Linked DNA regions of Homo sapiens: region 2 is linked to region 1. A link is an interaction called in ENCODE POLR2A ChIA-PET data of the cell type or tissue named here. Cell type or tissue: A673. All regions are shown on one strand.

Region 1 (8,000 bases):
AATATTAAATTAAAAATAGAACTTTACATTTGGCATATTTGACTCACTAAGAGTTTAACTGAATAGCAAAAACTCTCAATTCCATCAAATTATGTTTTCACAACAGCAGGTTCTGCTTAGAATATCATACTAATTGCCATGGCTAGTTAGGGAAGGATCACTATTTGAATCTAAACAGCAGTTACATCATATTCACCTGATGAAAAAAATGCATGAGGGGACAAAGAGAGTCATCTACAGTAATCACACAGTTTTCACTTTAACAGACTAGGTTGTGGTGCTACTCAAAAAGAAAAGCAATAATAGGAGGAACTTGATGAGTCCACGGTGTCTATGAGATACTAAGGTGGAAATGTCTTGTAGGCAGTTGGCTATAATCATATGGCATTCTAAAAAGTTTTATGCAAGATATTTGGAAGTTATCAGTATTCCAAATATGCAAGATATTTGGAAGTATTTTGAAAGGTTCAAAGATATGAGTGTGTGGAATATTCCTTTGAATACCATCTCAGAAAAAAGGGCAACCAAATATGGAACCTAGAAAACATCAACATTAAAAGATTGAATCTTCTACTTGCACTAGATTTTCAAGTTGGGAACATTTTACTCATGCCTCTGGGAAGTTCTTGGCTAGAATCAGAGATTCCAGTGCCACAATTTCTCCACAGAGCTACACATTTGCTATATTCAATATCTCAACTGTAATTTTCACTATGACCACATAAACCAGTGGAAGATTAAGTATCTCTTAATTAGGGTCATTGGCTTTTAAAATGCTGTGAAAATAAAAAAACTAGTCTCTCTGAGCTCTTTGTTTCCTGCATATACCTTGTCACACTGCCTCCCCACAGCTTGCTACTTACCCACAGGCTTGGAAACAATCAGGAAGTTTGAAAATAAAGAACAGACAAAAATATCAGGCAAACTCACAAAAAGAAAGGACTCAAGGATTTAAAATCATGTGAGGTGGGATTTTGGACAACACTCATTAAATAAAACAAAGAAGGGTACTGCAAAATGCTAAAAATTACAGTTTAAGTGGAGGTAAAGATTTTTGGTTTTTTTGATATTCATGCTCAAAATAAAGCAGCAACTTTCATTCAGCAGAAATTCAGTGGAGACACAAGTAGAAAGGCAGAGACAATTTAGTAATTGACTTCAATTTATTGCTCTAAGTTCAAGAAATATCAGTGGACAAAGAAATAAGTAATATTATAAAAGACAAATAAGAATAAAACATTGACCTGATAGATATCATAAAATTCTTTATAGAGAAAACACAATTTTTAAATTGCCCAAAGAAATTAAAGAATTGACTATACAATGATCTAATAAGAAAATATCAAAATACTTTTTAATTTAGAAAATTAATACTGTGCTAGAAAATAGAGATAGAAATCAGCATCAAAATATAATCAGAAAAGTATAAAATGTTATACTTAATGTCAAATGCTTCTAAAAATATCTTTGCTCAAAGAGAAAATCAAAACTAAAATTACAGGCCAGGTATAATAGAATGTCAATAAGACAACATATATCATTACTGTGGAATGCTACAAAAGCAGGTCAGAGGGGAACATTTGTAACTTAAGTGCATTTTTTAAGTAAATGAGAAAGACTTTAAATGACTGAAATGCTGGTGAGTATTTCTCTTCAGAAGCAAGTAAAAGACCAACAAAACATACCAAATGAAAGCAGAAGAAAGGAATCAACAGAGAAAATCTGTTTACATGCTAGGAGAGCTAAGAAAGTTTTTTTTGTAAATAAAACTGAAATACAAATCTGTGGAATGTCTAAGGGAAAATATAAACTTAGAATTCAAAATTAGTGAAGAAGACACATTTACAAATAGAGATGAGATGTGTATCTCAAATAAAAAGCATTTTTTTACAACTTTCTACCTCTGTATCTGATAATCCCTGATAATCTAAGCATAGTGAATGAGATAGGATTTAGGACAATATAAATTACCAATATTGATGTGATAATAATAAATAACATTGATTGAAGGCTTGCATGGCCCAGGCATCATACTAGAATTTTAAAAGCAGTAAGTCATTTAATATTCAGTATCATTATCTCTCAACAAATAAGCAACTGAGAATCAGAGGCACTATATGACACACTCAAATGACACATCCTCACAGAATAATAACCACGGTAATAGATGAAGAGGCTGTCAAAAGTCTCTTTCCATTTCTAAGCCCCATGAAAAGGCCCCATTCTCTTAGGCCAAGTGCTGTCAAATTGTCAAGGATCAGGTAACTCTTCTGGGTTGAAAAGTTTCAGGGCATAAGAAGTGGAAAACTGCCTAATCCATTCATTAAGGTTACCAAAACCTGACATAAATAGAACCCAAAGTAAAAACAAAACAAATCAAATGAGAACAATCAAATTCATACATCCAAAGATCAACATATCAAATAAAATGTTAATAAGTGTACGGACCAGCCCCACAGGGTCAGTGGGTCTCTCCCTGTGTGCAGCGACGAGAAAGTGTAGAAATAAAGACGCAAGACAGATAAAAGAAAAGACAGCTGGGCCCGGAGGACCACTACCACCAATGCGCGGAGACCGGTAGTGGCCCCGAATGTCTGGCTGCGCTGTTACTTATTGGATACAAGGCAGAAGGGGCAGGGTAAAGAATGTGAGTCATCTCCAATGATAGGTAAGGTCACGTGGGTCACGTGTCCACTGGACAGGGGGCCCTTCCCTGCCTGGCAGCTGAGGCAAAGAGGGAGAGGAGACAGAGAGAAAGACAGCTTACGCCATTATTTCTGCATATCAGGGACTATTAGTACTTTCACTAATTTACTTCTGCTATCTAGAAGGCAGAGCCAGGTGTACAGGATGGAACATGAAGGCGGACTAGGAGTGTGACCACTGAAGCACAGCATCACAGGGAGACGGTTAGGCCTCCGGATAACTGCGGGCGAGCCTGACTAATGTCAGGCCCTCCACAAGAAGTGGAAGAGCAGAGTCTTCTCTAAACTCCCCCGGGGAGAGGGAGACTCCCTTTTCCGGTCTGCTAAGCAGCCGGTGTTTTTTCTTGACACTGAGGCTTCTGCTAGACCACCGTCCGCTCGGCAACGGGCGTCTTCCCAGACGCTGGCGTTACCGCTAGACCAAGGAGCCCTTCTGCTGGCCCTGTCCGGGCATAACAGAAGGCTCGCACTCTTGTCTTCTGGTCACACCTCACTATGTTCCCTCAACTCCTATCTCTGTAAGGCCTGGTTTTTCCTAGGCTATGATTATAGAGCGAGGATTATTATAATATTGGAATAAAAAGTAATTGCTACAAACTAATGATTAATGATTTTCATATATAATCATATCTAAGATCTATATTTGGTATAACTATTCTTGTTTTATATTTTATTATACTGGAACAGCTCGTGTCCTCTGTCTCTTGCCTCGGTGCCTGGGTGGCTTGCCGCCCACAAATAAGTAGAATCTGGCTAGTGTGTGTAAGAATAACAAATTCAACAGAACCAAACAAAATTCACTCCAATAATTCCATTTTATTTTAAGTATCAAAACTCATTATTTAACAAATACCACATAGTGGTTTCATGACTTCTGTGGCTAAACAGGCTAGAACCTCCACACCCCAAGAGATTAGAGCCTTCATCCAGCGCTTTGGACTGCTTAGCCACTTTGCCTCCACGAAAAGCAATTATTTTAGAACGTTGTGTATATTACCTTCTCTATTCCCTTTTAACATACACTCATCAGGAATTTCATGTCCTCCAAACTGGCAAAAGTAGAGTTAAAATTGTGTGCACAGACCGTCTCAAAGATTCCCACCTGCCAAACATCCATCCTGATTATCTACCCTGTTATGAGTCCTCCCAGATATTGAGAAAAGACAGAATTCTTTTCGGGACGTTCATTGCCCCTCTCTCCAGCCAACCAGGACCCAGGAGACCCGAGTTTCGGTCCCAGCGCTGTCTTTTATGTTACCCGGGTGTGAAGCAGGAGGTAGCCTTTACACCTGGGAGAATAAAATCCATTCGCTTCTAGAAAAATCAGTCATCGAGAAAACGCTTGAAAACCCCCATGGACGACCTGGCTCTGGGACTGAAACGGCGCTTAGTTGACGTCTCATTTTTGCCGGCTGCGTTTAGGAGTAGGCAGCAGAGAGTTATTTTTAATGTGCACAACCAGAAAACAGAGGACGTCCCCATCCCCAGCCCCAGCCTCCCATCTACCCACCTAGGATTCGAGTGCCTGCTTTTTAATAAAGTCCTTACTATGAAAGACGTGGAAAGAAACGTCTGTACAGACAGATCTACTTTTTGCTCAATGTGTTCAGGGCCTTAATTCCCAAAGTCCAGGACGGGAATCCTTTTGCGTTATGCGTGTCTTCGCATACTACCGGGCCCAGAGAGGCTGTGTCCTGCCCTCTCCAACCCCACGAAAGCGTTCTGGGCGGGTCCCGGGTCTCCCCTCCCCAGTCCCAACCTCCTTGTCCCTCAACCCTCAGTCGTCTCAGTCCCCGCCTGCCCTGGGTGCCCTGGGCCCCGCAGACGCACCTGAATTCCCCCGGCCCTACGTAGGGCCTGCTCCTGGACGCGGAGCCGAAATCGGTTCAAAGCCTGCGGGCGGGGCTCCTTGCAGGTCCCCGAAAGAATGAGAACCGGGACCCCCCCCCCCACCACCGGGACGTGGAAGGACGGGTTACAGAGGAGAACGCGTTATCTCCTCTGGGAGGCGATTTTCAGAACTTACTGCGGGAAAAAAAAAAAAAAAAGAAAAGAAAAAAGAAAGAACCCCCCCCCCCAAAAAAAAAACAAGCCCAAGAGGAGCAGAAGAAAACAAAGGGTGGGAGAAAACTGGGACAAATTACTTTTTCTTGGTCAGTCTTCAAGTGTCGACCAAACTCCTTGAGGCCAAAGCAGTGGAGTCCTGCTCCCCGCCCCTCCCCCACCTCCGCACCCCTCCTGAGAGGCCCCACGTGACACAGAACTTTACTGGCCTCTTGAAAATGACATCACAAGACCTTAAGAAGAGCTAAACGGGCTGCCACCTGTAGCTGAAGAGTGCCTTAACGCCGAGGCCCACGGCTCCATGCGAGAGATGCCTGTTCCTTCTCTGATAAATTTGGCAGCTTCACGTACCCTAAGTGAGTGACTTTCAAGATTCAAAGGTTTTTTAAAATTATGTATAGATATATTCCTTTTAATCGTCTTCACGTATTGTATAGCTTTCTGTAATGCTCTTTCTTGGATTAATAGAAAAATCCTTTGACACTGTAGACTGCCGAATACGTTTCCCCGTGTATTCGTATGTCTTCAAAAGATACTGAGGAAATGAAGTGTTTCTCGAGTTGACATATTTTTTGAAGACAGCAGATAACTAACTAAACTCATTTTGTCAAAGTAAAATGAGATAGATTCACCTCTAAAGAGTGCTTCCGCGTGGCTCTATGGCTTAGTTGGTTAAAGCGCCTGTCTCGTAAACAGGAGATCCTGGGTTCGACTCCCAGTGGGGCCTGATGTTTTCCAGAGAAAATCAGCTGTTTCTGAAAATTGTTTTCTTGACGAAGAACTGCGTCCTCCCACTAATTGCCAAACATTCTCACCAAACTTAACAGCAGTAGAACACAACTGGATAAATCCCAAGTTGTTTAACTGCATCCTGCTCAGATTCCTTACTTTTAAAAAGTAAATTTTTAGGAGGAAGACAATGCAAATGCAAAAAGTGCGAAAGAATAATGCATGTGACCCACCTCAATCAATTTCGTATGTCTTGCTTTAAACTGTGGTAAAATGTTTTTGAGCACTTACAATGTGTTACAGTTTAAAGCATGTAGATAACTGTTGTAGGCATGCAGATAAATAAAATCTCTCTAGATTCTAAAAATCTCCAGCTCTATAATTGAATTCATAAGATAAGAAATTAATGAACAACAAACCCATTAGTAGCTACAAACAAAAATTAGGACATTTGCAGGGGCATGCTTGCCTTTTTTTTTTTTTTTTTTGAGATGGAATCTCGCTCTGTCACCCAGGCTCCAGTGCAGTAGCGATTCTCATGCCTCAGCCTCCAGAATTGCTGGGATTACAGGTGTGCACCACCACGCCCAGCTAATTTTTGTATTTTCATTAGAGACAGGGTTTCACCATGTTGGCCCGGCTGGTCTCCAATTCCTGCCTCAAGTGATCCGCCTGCCTCAGCCTCCCAAAGTGCTGGGATTACAGGTGTGAGCCACCGCGCTTGGCCTGTTTTTTTACTTTTTAATGAGAAATATTCACAATGTGGCTACTATGTTACTCTAAGTATCATAAGTAGCAACGTAAAACATTGGAAAATTGTCCCTATGTTTGGACCTCACTGCTGTTCATTTTGATTGGGACCTTGTTGAACTAGGTCACATCGGCTGTATTCAAACCTCAGCTGCTACATTTGATGGCTAAGGGACCTTTAGCAAATTGCTCTAGCTCCATGGGCATCACTTTCTTCACATGTGGAATGGAAATAGTAATAAGCCTACCTAATATAGTTGATGGGAGAGCTTGTTGAGTAAGTATACAAAATATTTTAGAAGGATATTTGGCACCTAAACAAGCAATAAAGTTCACTATATTGTTGCTTTTTATAATTTTTCTTATTTATTGAACAATTAGGGACAAGTGTTTAATCCTTTTACTCTGAAACTGCCTTTGCAAACCTATGACAGTAGCATAAATCTGACATGGCTGTGGCTGACTCCATCTTGCTTCTAGCCTCATGGGCTGGCTGTCTTCTCTCATTTCTGGGCATGGACCAAGTTAACTGTGGAGTCCTAATTGGGAAAAGGAGTCAGACTGGCGGGACCAAGGGAAAGCAAGAACAGAAAGCAGATAAGCTATAAGTCTGCCTTTCTTCATGGTCCAGGACACATAGCCCTCTTGTACAAACAACTCACAATCTTCCTGTGCTCAACTATCACCACACACCTGCAAGGCAGTTCATTTCAACTTTGGCATTATCAGTACTGCACAAAGCCCTCTTCAGTTTACAGCATAAACCCTATTCTGTAAAGTCTCCAGCAAGCCTTTGTTTCTTTGCAGTCAGCTTCTCTCATGCTGATTTAGCCATTGCTTTCTTGCAACCTATTTTCATACTTTCTCTAATAAATCTGCCTTTCTAGGGTCTTTGCAGAAGTAATCAAGTTATGATGAGGTCATTCTGGATTAGGGTGGGGCATAATCCAGTGACTGGGATCTTTACTCGAAGAGAGGGAGGTTTGGACACAGAGACACAGACATAGTGGGAAGACGGCCCTGTGAAGATGGAGGCAGAGATTGCAGTTACTGGCCACAAGCCAAGGAGTGAGACTGCCATTGCAAAATTATAACTGAGAAAATTATTACAGTAAAAGAGATCTGACCTAACTGACTCCATCTTGCTTCTAACCTCCAAGCTGTCCTTGTTCATTCCTGGGTGTAAGCTGCAGTAACTTTGGGAGGAACTTAGTTTATAGTTTAACTTTGAAACAGGATGATAACAGCCCTTTCCCAAAGCAAACCCCCTTCCTGCCTAGGGACTAGACTGCTTTTGTAGGACTAACAAATTAGCCACAAGATTAGAAATTATGGTTTAGGAGTCATGCGGCTGGAGGCTACAAGATTCTGACACTCCCCAAATTGCTACTGGGGATAACATCACTATTCTATTGTAAACCCTACACTCAATGGATCAGCTGTACCACCCAGGTCAGTAAACTGGCTCATCTGATCTTGTGGCCCCACCTAGGAACTGACTCAGCACAAGAAGACAGCTTCAACTCACTATGCTTTCATCTCTGACCCAACCAATCAGCACTCCCAACTCACTAAACCCTACCCACCAAATTATCCTTAAAAACCCCAATCCCCATGTTTTGGGGGAGACTGATTTAAGGAATAATAAAACTCCAGTCTCCTGTACTCCTCTGCATGAATTAAACTCTTTCTCTATTGCAGTTCCCCTGTCTTGATAAGTTGGTTGTGTCTAGGCAGCAGGCAAGGGGAACC
Region 2 (8,000 bases), 1.4 Mb after region 1:
TTTATAATATTTTGCTTATGAGAAAAATTAGGAACTAGAAGCCTGGAATGAAAGGAGAAACAAGACACAGTGGGCGGTGAGTCCACCATGAGGATCCACATCTTCAGACTGCTTTCACAAACACATTGTCTCTCTATGTCTTTCTATAAGGCAAAGGGAGTTAAGGAGGAGGTTTATGTAAGAAGAGCTGGGGAATCACCAAGTCTGAGAAAGTTCTAAGGAAAAATCCTACATAAAAAGGAGCTAGTGCTCACTTGGTGAGAGAGCAAAGGTAAAAAACATTGATCCATTTGTTTATCTAGAAATATCTATGAACATTCTCCCTGCAAATCTGTAAAAATGCCAGTTCCTGCACCCAATTCAAGCAGTTACATGGATTTCCTGAACCATAGCCATAGAAATACTTATTGTATTTCTACACTGAAGGTATACATTTAAAAAGAACTATATGAGGCTGGGTGCAGTGGCTCATGCCTGTAATCTCAGCACTTTGGGAGGCCAAGGTGGGTGGATCACGAGGTCAGGAGTTTGAGACCAGCCTGGCCGACATGGTGAAACCCCGTCTCTACTAAAGATACAAAAAAAAAAAAAAAAATTAGCATGCCTGGTGGCACACGCCTGTAATCCCAGCTACTGGGGAGGCTGAGGCAGGAGAATCGCTTGAACCTGGGAGGTGGAGGTTGCAGTGAGCCGAGATTGCGCCATTGCACTCCAGCCTGGGAGACAGGGCAAGACTCCATCTCAAAAAAAAAAAAAAGAAAAAGAAAAACCCAACCAACCAAACAAAAAAAACAACTATATGAAAGACTCCATAGATGAGTTGACTGTGATGGAGAGGGTTGCCACATAAAATATAGGATGCCCCGTTAAATTTGAATTTCAAATAAATAATAAATATAAGCATTTAATATAAGTAACTTTCAAATAATGCATGAGATATGTTAAAAATCTGAAGTTCAAATTTAAGTGGGCATTTTATATTTTTATATGCTATATCTGGCAATCCTAGATGAAGGAAGTCTCTCTTGCCTAACTCTTGGAAGGGCAACCAGCTATACAAAAGTAGAGGATAATAAATACTTTCAAATAGTCGTGAGTTCTTAACAACAATGAAGCAAGGCAATGTTGGCTCTTTAAATGTGGAATCTTGAAAGGCCTCTTAGACCTGAGATCTGAAGAAAGAGAAGAAACCAGCCTCATTATAACTTGGGGAAGGGGACACTTCAGAGTAGTAATTAAGGTCAAAGACCAGACAGGTAAAATTCCTACCCCGACCCCAATTTATCATCTGATGACCTTGGGAAAATTATGTTTTTGTGCCTTGGATTTATTCACTTTTAAGTGGAAATTATTTGTACCTGTCTCATAATTTTTTATGGGAATGTTATGTAAATTTGACTAGGAAGGGCTTAGCACAGTGTCTGGTACATGTTGGCCCTCGTAATGTGTGGGGGTGTGATTGTGTCTTTTATGGCATGTCTGTTTCTCAGATGGTGTGTCTCTAGGTGCTAATCTGTCTCTGTGTCACTCTAGGTCTCTGTTAGTGTTTTTAAATATTCTGTTAGTATTATTATACGTGATTCAAGTTGTGTCTAATAGCATGAGTTTGTTCCTATGGCCCCAGGATGGGTTGCATTAAAGCTGTTTAGTGGAGAATGTGTAGAAGAGGAAGAGAACACCACAGTGTATAAGTATACAATTAAGTGGAGCCATCTTGGCTCACTGCAACCTCCACCTCCCAGGTTCAAGCAATTCTCCTGCCTCAGCCTCCTGAGTAGCTGGGATTACAGGCACCTGCTACCATGCCTGGCTAATTTTTGTATTTTTAGTCGAGACGCAGTTTCACCATGTTGGCCAGGCTAGTCTCAAACTCCAGCTTGTGATCTCGAGTGATCCACCTGCCTTGGCCTCCCAAAGTGCTGGGATTACAGACATGAGCCACCACACCCAGCCTACAATTAGTTTTGATTGGTATATGTTATAGTCAGTGTAGGCTGCTATAACCAAGAGCCATAGACTGCGTGGTTTATAAACCATAGGAATTTATTTATCTCTGTTCTGGAGGCCAAAGTTTGAGATCAGGGTGCCAGTGTGGTCAGGTTCTGGTGAGGGCCCTCTTCCAGGTTGCAGGCTTCTCATTGTATTCTCACCTGGCAGAAAGAAGGCTAGAGAGCCCTGTGGAGTCTCTTTTACAAAGGTGCTAATCCCATTCAAGAGGACTCCACCCTCATGGTCTAATTACCTCCCAAAGGCCCCACCTCCTAATACCATGATATTGGAGGTTAGGATTTCAATGTGCGAATTTAGGGGGGGACACAAACATGCAATCCATACAGCATATTTTCTGTTTGAAGAAAAACTTCTAGAGTTCTCATTTTATCAGAAGATACCACATTGGGAACAAATTATTATTCAGTGATATCATGTGCTAGAAAAAGAGATCTACATATTTCTGTATATATTTGACAGAAGCAGATCAACTCTATCCAACTGAGTGGGGTAGTTTGAGAACTATCATCCAAAAGAAGGTAAACCTGGGCAAATGTCCTATTAGCTGGGTATATGAGGAAGCATCACATATCAGAGTTGAGAGAAGCAAATAATCACTTTTCTCTATAGTCTATGTAGAAGGGTAGACCTGGAAATAGTCTTTGAAGAAGTATACATTAGTCAAAGCTAAAGGTGCATGGTAGGTTACATAAAGATCCTAAGAAATGTATTGGAGATAGAAATTCATATGACATGGGTGAGCAAGACTGTAACTTCACTCTAAGGAGCAGTAAGGTAAGTAGAGGGCATGGAGGGTCTTGAATGTCAGCAAAGGAGTTGGGTATTGATCCAAAAGAGAGTAAAATTGTCATTTGATATATTTTCTCTCTATATATGTTTATATATTAATATATATCGTAGTGTATCAGAGTTTCTCAAATTTGAAGCTATTGGCATTTTGGGCTGGAAAATTATTTGTTGTGGGGAGCTGTCCTTTGCATTGGAGGATGTTTGGAAGCATCCCTGGCCTTTATCCACTGGATACCAGTAGCATCTCCTCTCCAGTTGTGACAACAAGAATGTCTCTACACATTGTCAAATGTCTCCTAATGGGGCAAAATCACCGTGGGTTGAGGACCACTGCTTAGATCCTTCATGAAAGAGGCATGCTGGTTGAGCAGGGAAGCCTCAGTCATAACTTAGACTGAGTTTTCCTAGTGGTCTATGGTCTTGTACACATATGTGTATCCTGCATCACCTGATGTGAGGCTAACTCTTCCTAATACGATGTTTCTAACTGCAGGCCTGCTTCTCCTTATATCAGCATCCACACAATGGACCAATATCAGGCTTTCTATAACAGATATAAGAAATGAGTTGAATTGTAATGTATTAATAAAATAAAAATTAAAAAATAATATCACACGTAGTAGCGCAAAAACCAAAAGATATCTGAAATATACCTAGTGAAATGTTGGCCATATTTCTATGTAGAAAAATAGTATGATGCTATTGAGATAAACTAGAGAAAATCTAAATAATTGAAAGGTAATATATACATTGTAAGATTTCATTATTTTATTATTTTGATATTATTACTATTTTTGAGCTAGAATCTCACTCTGTCACCCAGGCTGGAGTGCAGTGGTGCGGTCTCAGCTCACTGCAAACTCCGCCTCCCAAATTCAAGTGATTCTCGTGCCTCAGCCTCCCAAGTAGCTGGGATTATAGGCATGTGCCACCATGCCCAGCTGATTTTCATATTTTTATTAGAGATGGAGTTTCACCATGTTGGCCAGGCTGGTCTCGAACTCCTGACCTCAAGTGATCCGTCCACCTCTTCCTCCCAAAGTGCTGAGATTACAGATGTGAGCCACCGTGTGTGGCCAGATCTCATAATTTTAAAGATACCTATTATAATCAAACTGATCTACAGATCCAGGAAATATTATCCAAAATCACAGCAGCTTACTTTTTTTTGGCAGAAATTTACAAAATAATTCCAAAATGTATATGTAAGTACAGAGAGGCAATACAGAACAAGCAAATCTTGAAGGGGAAGAATAGGTCAAGTTTTCTGTTACCACATTTCAAGACTTATAAAGCTATAGTAAATAAGAGTGTGGGAGATTATAAAGTTAGATAAATAGACAGGAGGAAGAGAGTGGAGAAATGAAAAGGACCACATATATGGGCATCTGGTGATAGAAAAAGTAAGTGCAGAGCAAAGAGGGAAAAGATGGTTTTTTTCAACAAGTGGTGATTGGCCTTTTTCTTTTTCTTTTTTTTTGAGACAGAGTTTCGCTCTGTCGCCCAGGCTGGAGCAGAGTGGCACAACCTCAGCTCACTGCAACCTCTGCCCCCTGGGGTTCAAGCAGTTCTCGAGCCTCAGCCTCCTGAGTAGCTGGGACTACAGGTGTGTGCCACCACGCCCAGCTAATTTTTTGTATTTTTAGTAGAGATAGGCTTTCACCATGTTAGGCAGGCTGGTCTCGAACTCCTGACCTCAAGTGATCCACTTGCCTCATCCTCCCAAAGTGCTGGGATTACAGGCATGAGCCACTGCGCCCCACCAAGTGCTTGGTCATTTTAATACCAAAATGAATATACTTATCTCTAGATAAATGAATTGAGAGAAAGAGAGAGAGAAAGATAGATAGATAGATATTCCAGGGGATTTTCCCTCCCACTATACATAAATATCAGTTCTAGGTGCATTTTAGATCTAAATGTAAAAGGTAGAACAAGATAGCTTCTAAATGTTAATAAAGGGAGATATCTTTATGACTTCTAGGGAGCAGAAGATTTGTAAAAAACCCACAAAACACTAACACATATGTACATATATAATATATGACACAGATACACACATATAAATAAATTTGGATTCATTAAAACAAAAATCTTTTGTTCCTCAAGTTATTAAGAGATTCAGAGGTTCAAATGGCAAGTTACAGTGTAGGGGAATTGTGTTTATAACACATGGAATCAACAAAGAGCTTGTCAAAATATAGAAAGAACTACTACACAGCAGTAAGAAAGGAACAGAAAAACAAAAATCAAGTGATTTGAAGAGGCATTTCACAAAATGAAATATTGAATAGTAATAATAATATAAAAAGGACTTAACAGCATTACTAATCAGGTATTTACAGAATAAATAAGCAATTTTGACCCATTAACACCCAGGAAAATAGTGAAATTTAAAAGCCTGACCATATTAAATTTTGGAAAGAAGTTGAAGCAACAGGAACTTAATGTGTGCTGCAGGTGCACGATACTATCTGAAAATTTGGGGGGTATCTAATAAAATTATCTAATAAATTATGCATATCATAGGACTCAACATTTCATTTCTGTATGTATATCCAGTGCAAATGTGCACTGAGATATGTGGAAAAATCTCCAAAAATGTAGTTTATAATAGGCAAAACTTGAAAAAAAGGTCAATTGACAGTAGGACGGATAAATAAATTGTAGGGGTCCAAACCATGGAACAGTACAGCACAGTGAAAATGAGCTATGAGTACATGGATCTATCTCACCAACATCATATTGAACAAAGCCAGACCCATGACATATCCATAATTTATGACTCAGCAATGTAAGCACATATGCATCAGAAGAAATGTACAAGAAGCGCCCTAGAAGTAAACAAAAACACAAATCTTCATTAACCTAAAATGTGTGGTAGGCAGCTTCTAAGAGAGCCCCCCACGATACCCAGCTCCTGTTAATCATGCTCTTGTGTAATTCCATCCCCTTGAATGGTGGGCTAGGCCTACTGAAACATTTTCAATGAACAGCATAAGCAAAAGTGATAGGATGTCACTTCCAAAATTAGGTTATAAAAGATTCTGACTTTTCTCTTGCTCGTACTCACTCTGGCTCTTCTGAATTGCTTGCTCTGATGAAACAAGTTGCTATGTTGTGAGCAGTGCTGTGGAGACTTCAAATGGCAAGGAACTGAGAGTGGCCTCCAGACAATAGTTGGTGAGTACTTACATCCTCACTCTAACATGCTGTTAACAACCATGTCAGTGATCATGAAAGCCAGTCTTTCACCAGTCTAGCCTCGAGATGACTGAAGCTCCTGCTGCCACCTTGATTGTAGCTTTGTGAGCGACCCTGAGCCAGAGAACCCAGCTAAGCCACTCCCAGAATCCTCACCCACAGAAATTAGAAGCCAATTTTTTTTTCTTTCTTTTTTCTTTTTTTTTGAGACAGAGTCATGCTCTGTCATCAGGCTGGAGTGCAGTGGTGCGACCTCGGCTCACTGCAACCTCCACCTCCCGGGTTCAAGCGATTCTCCTTCCTCAGCCTCCCAAGTAGCTGGGACTACAGGAGCGCGTCATCACACCCAGCTAATTTTTGTATTTTTGGTAGACACGGGGTTTCACCACGTTGGCCAGGATGGTCTCGATCTCTTAACCTTGTGATCCGCCTGCCTTGGCCTCCCAAAGTGCTGGTATTACAATCGTGAGCCACCACGCCCAACCGCCAACAAATGTTTTAAGCAACTACATTTCAGGGTAATTTTTTACACAGCAATGGAAAATGCATTCAAAGGATAAATATGTTACAGTATGTTTATGTTATGACATACTATATAAAAACAGAAAGGGATGAACTATCTACAAAAACAAGAATGAAATTTATAGAATATTATTAAGGAAAAACATAGAAAAAAATACTAGAGATGTGATTCTATTTATATAACGTTCAGACATAGGTAAACAATGGTGTTTAGGAATAAAATAATTGGTGATAAAATAATTCTTAAAAATGCAAGGAAGTAATAAAAGTCAGGTTGGTTATATATATCACATTTAATGGATGATATACAATGTATGATATATGATATATGATTTATAATACATCATATATTATATATCATATATGATATGATATATAATATATAATAGTATATATACGATATATAGTATATATCATATATAGTATGTATATAATATGATATATACTATATATAGTATATCATATATATAGTATATATGATATATACTATACCGTATAAATATATCATATATTATATATCATATATTTATGTATAATATATCATATATAGTATATAATATAATATCATATATCATATATAGTATATAATATAATATCATATATCATATTTATAATATAATATATCATATATTTATATATAATATATCATATATATTTTATATATATTATATTTTATTTATATTTTATATACATTATATTTATATATCATATAATAGATGATACATTATTATTATATAATAGATACATTATTATTATATAATAGATGATATATTATTATATATCATATAATATATTTATAATATAATCCATATAATATATTATATATAATATAATATATGATATATTATATATAATATAATATATGATATATTATATATAATATAATATATGATATATTATATATAATATAATATATGATATATTATATATAATATAATATATGATATATTATATATAATATAATATATGATATATTATATATAATATATGATATATATAATAATATATGATGTATTATATATAATAATATATGATGTATTATATATAATATAATATATGATATATCATATATGATATATAATATAATATATTATATAATTATTATAAATATATTATATTTATATATAATAAATACATTTGGGGAAGAGAGGAGACAGTGACTGAGAGGGTTCCCTTATTAGATGCTTGCCATGTTCTACTTCTTGGCCTTTGTCACAATTCTGCAGGTGCTTGCTTTGTAATTACTTAAGTTGGCATGTATATTTTATATACTTTTCTGTACATAAAGTTAAGTTTGCATATATATTTTGTGTACTTTTCTGCATGGGTGATAATTTTCACAAAAAAGTTTAAAAATTAAAAAAGTGCTATTTTGTAGAATAGGAATTTTCAAAAATGGATAAAATGGAAGTTCTGAGATAGATACATGGATATTTTATAACTAATATAAATTTCGATGTATTTAAAATTTTTCT

Evidence for each region. Peaks named below come from ENCODE experiments on the same cell type or tissue, not always from the same donor. Only the 100,000 strongest peaks of a DNase experiment are listed, where the experiment ranks them.
Region 2: POLR2A ChIA-PET joins it to region 1 with 10 read pairs; 2 of 35 experiments call an interaction of 5 or more read pairs at or near these places.

The regions. Positions count from the first base shown.
Region 1 is chr6:28,486,489-28,494,488 of GRCh38, reverse strand. TRT-CGT1-1 (tRNA-Thr (anticodon CGT) 1-1) reads left to right here and starts at 5,423; the gene lies at 5,423-5,496. LOC124901294 (a long non-coding RNA gene) reads left to right here and starts at 4,999. Exons shown (of 2, transcript XR_007059537.1): 1 at 4,999-5,125. LOC124901295 (a long non-coding RNA gene) reads right to left here and starts at 4,759. Exons shown (of 2, transcript XR_007059538.1): 1 at 4,536-4,759; 2 at 3,502-4,117. In A673, no CTCF peak of the experiment used is centred here; DNase peaks (open chromatin) are centred at 4,448, 4,958 and 5,418; H3K4me3 peaks cover 2,203 bases; H3K27ac peaks cover 1,262 bases.
Region 2 is chr6:27,100,015-27,108,014 of GRCh38, reverse strand. No RefSeq gene overlaps it. Among named protein-coding and RNA genes, the nearest start is that of TRS-GCT1-1, 6.7 kb to the right of the region's middle. In A673, no CTCF peak of the experiment used is centred here; no DNase peak of the experiment used is centred here.